3 separate regions of the Homo sapiens genome follow, and regions 1 and 3 are each linked to region 2. Evidence: chromatin loops called from intact Hi-C (ENCODE). Cell type or tissue: mammary epithelial cell. All regions are shown on one strand.

What was found. Peaks named below come from ENCODE experiments on the same cell type or tissue, not always from the same donor. Only the 100,000 strongest peaks of a DNase experiment are listed, where the experiment ranks them.
Region 1: a loop joins it to region 2, with 22 times the contacts of the local background. A loop is called at or near these places in 3 of 110 quality-filtered maps.
Region 3: it touches region 2 in a loop (6-fold over the local background); 20 of 110 quality-filtered maps call a loop at or near these places.

Annotation. Positions count from the first base shown.
Region 1 is chr2:102,126,658-102,129,157 of GRCh38, reverse strand. It overlaps a transcript of IL1R1 not described here. Among named protein-coding and RNA genes, the nearest start is that of IL1R1, 15 kb to the left of the region's middle. In mammary epithelial cell, no CTCF peak of the experiment used is centred here; DNase peaks (open chromatin) are centred at 1,007 and 1,407; H3K27ac peaks cover 2,254 bases.
Region 2 is chr2:102,257,594-102,260,093 of GRCh38, reverse strand. No RefSeq gene overlaps it. Among named protein-coding and RNA genes, the nearest start is that of IL1RL1, 53 kb to the left of the region's middle. In mammary epithelial cell, no CTCF peak of the experiment used is centred here; a DNase peak (open chromatin) is centred at 1,363; H3K27ac peaks cover 1,138 bases.
Region 3 is chr2:102,335,328-102,337,827 of GRCh38, reverse strand. The region is part of intron 1 of IL1RL1 (interleukin 1 receptor like 1); the gene reads right to left. Among named protein-coding and RNA genes, the nearest start is that of IL18R1, 19 kb to the left of the region's middle. In mammary epithelial cell, no CTCF peak of the experiment used is centred here; a DNase peak (open chromatin) is centred at 1,237; H3K27ac peaks cover 697 bases.

The sequences.
Region 1 (2,500 bases), 130 kb after region 2:
CTCACTGCAGCCTCAATCTCCTGGGCTCAAGTATTCCTCTCACCTCAGCCTCCCAAGTAGCTGGGACTACAGGCCTGGACCACCACACCCAGCTTATTTATTGTTTACTTTTTTATTCTTTAGAGACAGGGTCTTGCTATGTGGCCCAAGCTGGGCACAAACTCTCAGCCTCAAGTGATCTTCCTGTATCAGCCTCCCAAAACTATGGGATTACAGGAGTGAGCCACCACACTGGCTACTACTCTTGTTTTGTAGACAGCAACAGACATCCTAGAGAAGTTAAGGAACTTGCCCAAGATTACCCAATGAGTAAAATAACTGAACCGGGATCCAACACACTCTCCAAAACTGATCGTTTTCCCCCTTCACATTGCTGCCTTTTACTGTTCTACCACTGACCACTGCCATTGTGTGTAAAGTTAAAAATCACCCTAAAACATGTAGGAGTTTGAGATTTGCTCTTTAGAACTAGAGGAAGTGCAGAATGATGGTTACTAGCATAGGCAATGGAGCCCAACTGCCCCAAATGTATCCCAGCTCTACAATATACTATCTGTGTGGCACTAAGCAAGTTACTTAACTTCTCTTATGCCTCAATTCCCTTGATGGCAAAATAATGTTATCAATAGTCCCCAGCTTATTGGGTTGTTGAGAGAATAAGTTAATACATAAAAAGTATTTAAACATAGTCAATGATAGAGATGATCATTACCTGCCAAACATTCATTATATTTGGGTATTTATATACTCAGCCTCTTTGAACGTATAAAATGAGCATGATATACCTATTCAGTAATACCATAGAGGTATTGAGAAAATTACTGAAAATTCGTGTACCTGACAGTATTTCTACTATGCAAATAAGCAAATGTTACTGGAGCTTCATTAGGCATAAACTCATAGTGTGATGTCATTTTGGAATAGGGAGTTTTCGGGTAAAGAGTAAGCTAGTATTTCTGGCTAACAGAGTATATACGAGTCACCACAGCTGATAAATTCCTCATTCCAAAAGCATCAACCAAAACCACATTTAAAAAGGAGGGTATTTCGACACAAATACTCAAGTCTAAAGTAACCAAGTGTAAAATGCATAGATAACTTGATCTCTGTGTGATAGGAGAGCAAACTCATTCAATATGTGAAGAACTGTCGAGAATTGAAATCTAAACACTCAAAGATAATAAAGAACTTAAAGGAAACAAAAGGTTGGAATGAGAAGTTTCATAAGATTCTTTACGTAAACTCAGAAATTTAATTATTGCCATGTGAAAGTGGTTTTGTTTCTCTTCATTTTTCATTGTTAAAAAGTTCTATCCAAACTTGAATCATTTCCTGTCCTGATAATTGCAGTATGGCTTTCTCATTCCTCCTACACTACTAACATCCAAATCACTATTGCCAAAGAGATTTTCCTCTCTTGTTGCCAAATAGGTATCCCAGATCATTGGATGTTGCATGGATACACACACACACACACACACACACACACACACACACACAGTCACACACACACATCTCTGTCTTACCTGAAGTCCCTACTGGGGTTTCCTAGCATGTGTCACCATCTGACTTACTATATATATTACTTCTTGTTCTTGTTAATTAACTGTCTACCCCCTCTAGAATGTAAGCTTCATGAGGGTAGGTTTTGGTCTGTTTTATACACTGCCGTATTATCATTGTCTTGAATGAAGCCTAGTAGGTGGTAGATGCATTTTATATATTTATTGGATGAATAAATGTGTCATTTAACTCTGCCCATTAAAGGTTCTTGCACTTGATTTCAGTATTTTTCAATCTCTTCCATTTAATAATATTTTCTCTTCTCTCCCTCAACTCTTTTCCACAACCAGTTATAGTTGTCTCTGCCATCTTTGCCTCCTCTCACCATGCACTGTCCATGAATGTGCAGGTATTAATTTTAGGACAACCTGTCCTGGATCCTTCTGAAGCTAAGTGGGGAGCTGACTCACCCAATGGAACTTCAAAGGATTGAGACCCAGGGAAAAGTGTTTCTCTCTTTTGACAAAGCCGGGGGCCTGAACATGACACTGGGCAAAGCAGAGAAGGGAGAGGCTGAAATCTGGATCACCAGTCAACCATCTCCAGGATGGCCACACCCAAGGGTTCACAAGAGGGGTTTGCACAGGAGCTTAGAACAGCCTTCTAGGCTGACAAGGGGGCCTCTGCATTAAAAGGGCTGGGAAGAGAACTGAACCTACTGACATTCTTCACTGAAACCCAGCTCCTTAAAACCCAGGCTGGACAGCCACTGGCCCAAGATATGTCAGAGGGATCTGGTGAGTCAGAGAGAGGGATGGCTTGAATCCGTGGTTCCCATGCCTAGCTGTGCAGCCTCTTGGACATTCTAGAGCCCTACCTGAGCAGAATCTCTACAGACAGTGCCTGGGAATTAGCTATAACCTAAGTGAGTTTTAAATACAAGCGGGAGTATTTTTGGTTGGGTGTGCATCTACCAGGCAGAAGTTGGGGCTACTAG
Region 2 (2,500 bases):
TCTCGAACTCCTGGGCTCAAGCAATCCTCCTGCCTTAGGCTCCCAAAGTGCTGGGATTACAGGTGTGAGCCACCATGCCTGGCCCAAAGTTAGGTACTTTTTAAAGATTTTTTGATACCTGTAATGAAACGGGCCACTGGAATCACCAAGCTAACCATTCCATTTGAGATCAATGGCTCGCCAATTTCACCAGCCTCGCCAGAATGGGTATTGTCAGAGCACAGAATTTTAAGGTTGGAAATAATCTAAGAGTTGATCTGCCCCGTGGGTCTCACTCAGAATCAACTGGGCATTATGTATTTCCTCAAGCTCCTCAGTTAATTATTCTGTGCAGTCAGGTTTGAGAACCACTAATGTAGTCAAAACCCCTCACTCTGGATTTGAGGAAACTAAGGGCCAAAGAAGGTACATAACTTTCCTAAATTGACCCATGGAAGGTACACAAATAAAAATGTATCCAAAAGATAAAGGAAAAGAAAATGATGTATTCAGGTGGAAAATTAAGTAGTAATCATTTCAAGTTAATTATGGATAGGAGAACTAGGTATTTAAATTTAAAATCATATTCTAAGCATGAAGACTGTTTAAGAACACAGAGTGAAAAGAGCGCTTGTCTTTCTTCTATTCCATGAAGAAACCATTCTCAGCCAATCAATTCACAGCCATTTGTTCATTTCAAAACTTGTATATTTTTAAGTCTAACTTTACAAAGAAGAGGAGATAATAACAAGGACCCTGATAAATTAACTATGTATGTGTGGGGTGTAAGAGACACTAAAACACAATTTTACACAAAAATCAACCCTGATGGTACCAGTCAAATAACTGGGTCTTTTTGTGAAAAAGAAATGAAAATACCTCCCAGTAGCCACAAAATACTGTAATCTTGTGGTTCTAAGAACCTTTAGTGAATAACAGTAAGACATGGTTGGATTTTGTGTTGATTTCAGGTTACATTTATTTCAGTTAAAGAAAAGGTGTAAACTTGTGAGATATATCATTTCTCCAGACTTGAGCACATGGAGAGGATTACCTGCATGTGTGTTTGGTGAGAGGAAGGGTACAATAGCCTAGAGACCATGTCTGAGATGACATGTCTTTTAGAGAAGCTGAATTAGCATTTGTGATCAATGGTTACTTCCAATCACCACTTTACAAGAAAAAGTGATTTTAGCACCTTCGTTTCTGAGAAAGGCAATGTTCTCAGAAAGGAAAGTTTTTAACTCTGTTATTTGCTGCTCTCAGGAGATACTTGTGGTTTTGAGAGTGTTACTTGCCTGTTACTGAATCCACATTACTACTCCTGATGGTGAAATGAAAAGAGATATTACTTTAGTATGAATGACTCACTGGGTGACTCTGTAGATGAGTGCCTTCCTGTGTTGCTGTGAGTTGCATGAGGCATGGCCTCAGATTCCAAAGTGCTTAAACTACAGAAAAAGGAAGGAGAGTAGACTCCCTTTCATGGAGGATCTCACACTCTGGGTGACGAGGCAGGTGCTCTGCATGCTTCTCACATCACTTAATCTTCCCAAAGGAGACCCTCCAATGGAAAGAGTGTGCATGTAGGAGAGAATCAAAGAAAATTGCCATTCCTGGAAACCATTCTACAGTGATATAATTAAGCCAAAGGAAAGAGCAGTTAATGGTGTTTGGAGAAACGAGAGTAACTTCATTCAGGAGATGAACTTACTCTGTTCCAGGACAGTTATGCTAAACCAGGAATGGGGCACATCAGAATCATTTGGTGGGAATCCCCCAGGTGGTTCTGAGGGCATCCCTTTCCCTCATTGTCTAGAGCAGGTTTTCTCAGCCTCAGAACTATTGACATTGGGGCCTGGCACTTCTTTGTTGTGGGCGGCAGCTGTTCTGCACATTGTGGGATATGTAACAGGACCCGACCTCCATGAAACTGATCTCCAGTTGCCAAATGTCATCATGTCCCCTGGAGCATGATTAGCTGAAAAGAACTAATGATAGACAGTAGAATTATGAGCAGGATAAGGGAGAAGGGTCTTAGATTGCCAGGCAAGGAGTTGACTTTTTAAATGCAAATGACATTCTTCTCAATAAATTTTGGATACTTTTTAATAGGCAATGGGATATTAGCTTTGTGTAGGAATGTACATTTTAGGAAAAGAGTGCTCAGAGATGGTTAAACAGGCACATACAATATTAGAGAAGAATATACAAATAGCAAATCAACTAGGGTGCAGTTAGAAGCTTAAAGGCATAAATGTGATTATTTTGTTGTGGCCCCAACATAAGAGAAAATAAAGATGCAGGAAATATTTCTTTATTCTTTTGTAATGAGTGACCCTACCAGAGGGACACTACCCAGAAATTGAACTTGAGTTTGTGTGCTAGCAGCAGTCCTTTAAAATGAGAGAAGTTTCTACTATGATGTAAGATAAGTTAGGATAAAAAATCACATGGGTTTTCTTGAGAGGCCATCCTCATTTAGAAAGTCACACCACCTCTGAAGCACCAACAGTGTCTT
Region 3 (2,500 bases), 78 kb before region 2:
TATGAGTTTCTATTTTTGAAAAAAAAACCATAAAATTCAGTAGACTTTAGAAAATAAAATGTATCATGTGAAACCACAGACATCCACACAGGCTGGTAGCAGCATGCTCACAAAAATAACTCACAAACAGACACATGTGCAAGTAGTCATCACAAAGCAACTAAGGAGTAGCAAAATCAGAACTAGACTAAAGCATTAGCCAAGTAATTGTCCTATTCTCAACCCCAAACCCTCAAACTTTTGTTCCTGACTCAGCTTGTTCCCAGGAGTCACCAAAGGCTTTCTAAGAGTAGTTGAAGGTCTATGAATAATAATAAATACATTAATTTTTTCTTTCAGAAAAATAATCATTTACTTTCTTACTTCTTTTCTTAAAATATAAGGGGAAGAATAGAACCAACATAGAAATTTACTAACATAAAGATAAACACAATCATGAATTATGAAGACTTTTCTTATTACAAATTTTAGATAAGTAATTGATGCTTACCCAAACTGAAAGACAGAGGGGATGAACTTGGAGTCAGTGACGGAGCTAAGAATAGTTTCCAGTCTTTGTAGGTCCCTCCTCATAGACTACTCACTCTCTTCTATTTTAAAGGGGAGACACTCCTCCCATCCTGAAATTTGATTTGTGGCCAAATCTATGACTTGTTCAAAAATGCTGGTGCATCATGTACTAAGAATTCTTGATGTTGACAAATAAATATTTAAACATAAAAACAACATTGAGTAATCCCTTGAGAGGAAATAATTGAATCATTTCCTCCTATTTTAGAATCAACTTCTCAGGCTGATTAATAACTAATGCTTATTGCCTGTACCCCGATATTGGGACACTTTCAGTTCTAAATGGTCTTGACATCGGGGACCTGGAGGCTGCCTTTCCAGATATTCCTTGACTCCTCATTTGGCAGACACCACTCAGGAAAGCTCCGCCAGCCTTGGCAGCATTGGTGCCAGGAGTTTCAAAAGCAAAGGTGGGGGAGAGGAAATGCGAAGTAAGCAGCACTTTCTGGAACTTAGAAATTCTCTGTCTAGGTTCCAGAATGTGACTCCACCCCATCCCAAAACAGATTTCAGCTCCTTGGATTTAAGTCCCAGTAGGCCTCTCTGCCTGGATGAAGAAAAAAAAAAAGGAGCTTTTCTAGAGTGCATAGAGTGCAGAGAAAGAGAAGGAGAGTGTGACTAAGAAGCTTCCCTCAAGGGGAGTGACAAAGAAAACCATAACCCTGAACTCTAGGGCTCCAGGTAAAACAAACTTGAAAAGCAAAATTTGATTTTAGCTATGCATAGTTGCGATGACCCTATCATGAGTAAACTCAACCTACGTTTATAAGTCATCACATCTCAGAAGGATTCAGGAACTAATTCCAGACCCATATAATAATATAATGATAATAGCTAACTTTTCTTTAGAATGTCCTCTATGCCAGACACAGTCTAAGTGATTTACATGTATTAATTCCTTCATTCTCACACTCACCCAATGTGGCAGGCGCTATTATTATGATGCCCATTTTACAGACAAGGACACTGAGGCACAGAGAGATTAAGCAACTTGCCCATGTCACTTCACATTAAGGGGTGAAGTCAGAATTTGAACTCAAGAAGGCTGGCTCTGAAGACTAGACTAATCACAGAATCCAACTGCCACTGCTTGTGGAAGGTTCAGAAAGGAGTAGCTGCAAAAGGGAGAGTTATCAGTACGTTTTTTGAGCCAGCGTCTTTGCTCCCCATGGGGGCTGGGACTACTCTTGAATCTCTTATCTGTCAGGGGTTTAGTCAGCCTTTCAGCCTGTGGAGTGGCTCTGAGAGGAAGAGATACACAGTCCTTTGACCGCGGGGAGATTGACCATGAGATGTTCGCCGTAAATTAGAGGAATTAGGTCTGCACATTATTATTCTTGACCTACTTGTGGAAGTCCGTTTTATCAGGATATTATTGCAGTTTGGGTGTGAGATCACAGCCAGGAGCCAGCGAGTCTGCAATGCTGCCTGCGATTCCCCAAGTGCTGAATAGGTTTGTTCAATAAAATAACACAAACTCGGAATTCTTTTACATTTGGTATCCCAAAACATCTTTTTAAAACATGTATTAAGTTGGAGCATTCATTCTTAAACTAGGCCACGTAAGCATTAGTTTCTCAGTTTAAAAAATAAAGCTTCCATCAATTTTAACATCATAATGATGAAATTCTGCAGGAGTATTTATTAAAGTTGAACTCTTCCTATAAAATAATTCAGTTGTTCATTTGACAATTAAGACCTTTCATTCAAAGTACAATACTCTGTGGTACTTATCATTAACATCACTCAAATTTTATAGTTACAAATAAAAACCCAAGGATAAGACTGTTTAAGTAATTTGACAAAGTTCACCCAGTTGTGGCTGGGGTTGAAACCAGACTTGCTGAACTTCAAAGTCAAGCTTTTCTCCCCCCAATGTCAACTAAAAAAAGAGAACATTCTCTATACCAGAGATTAGGCTGGTAAAGCT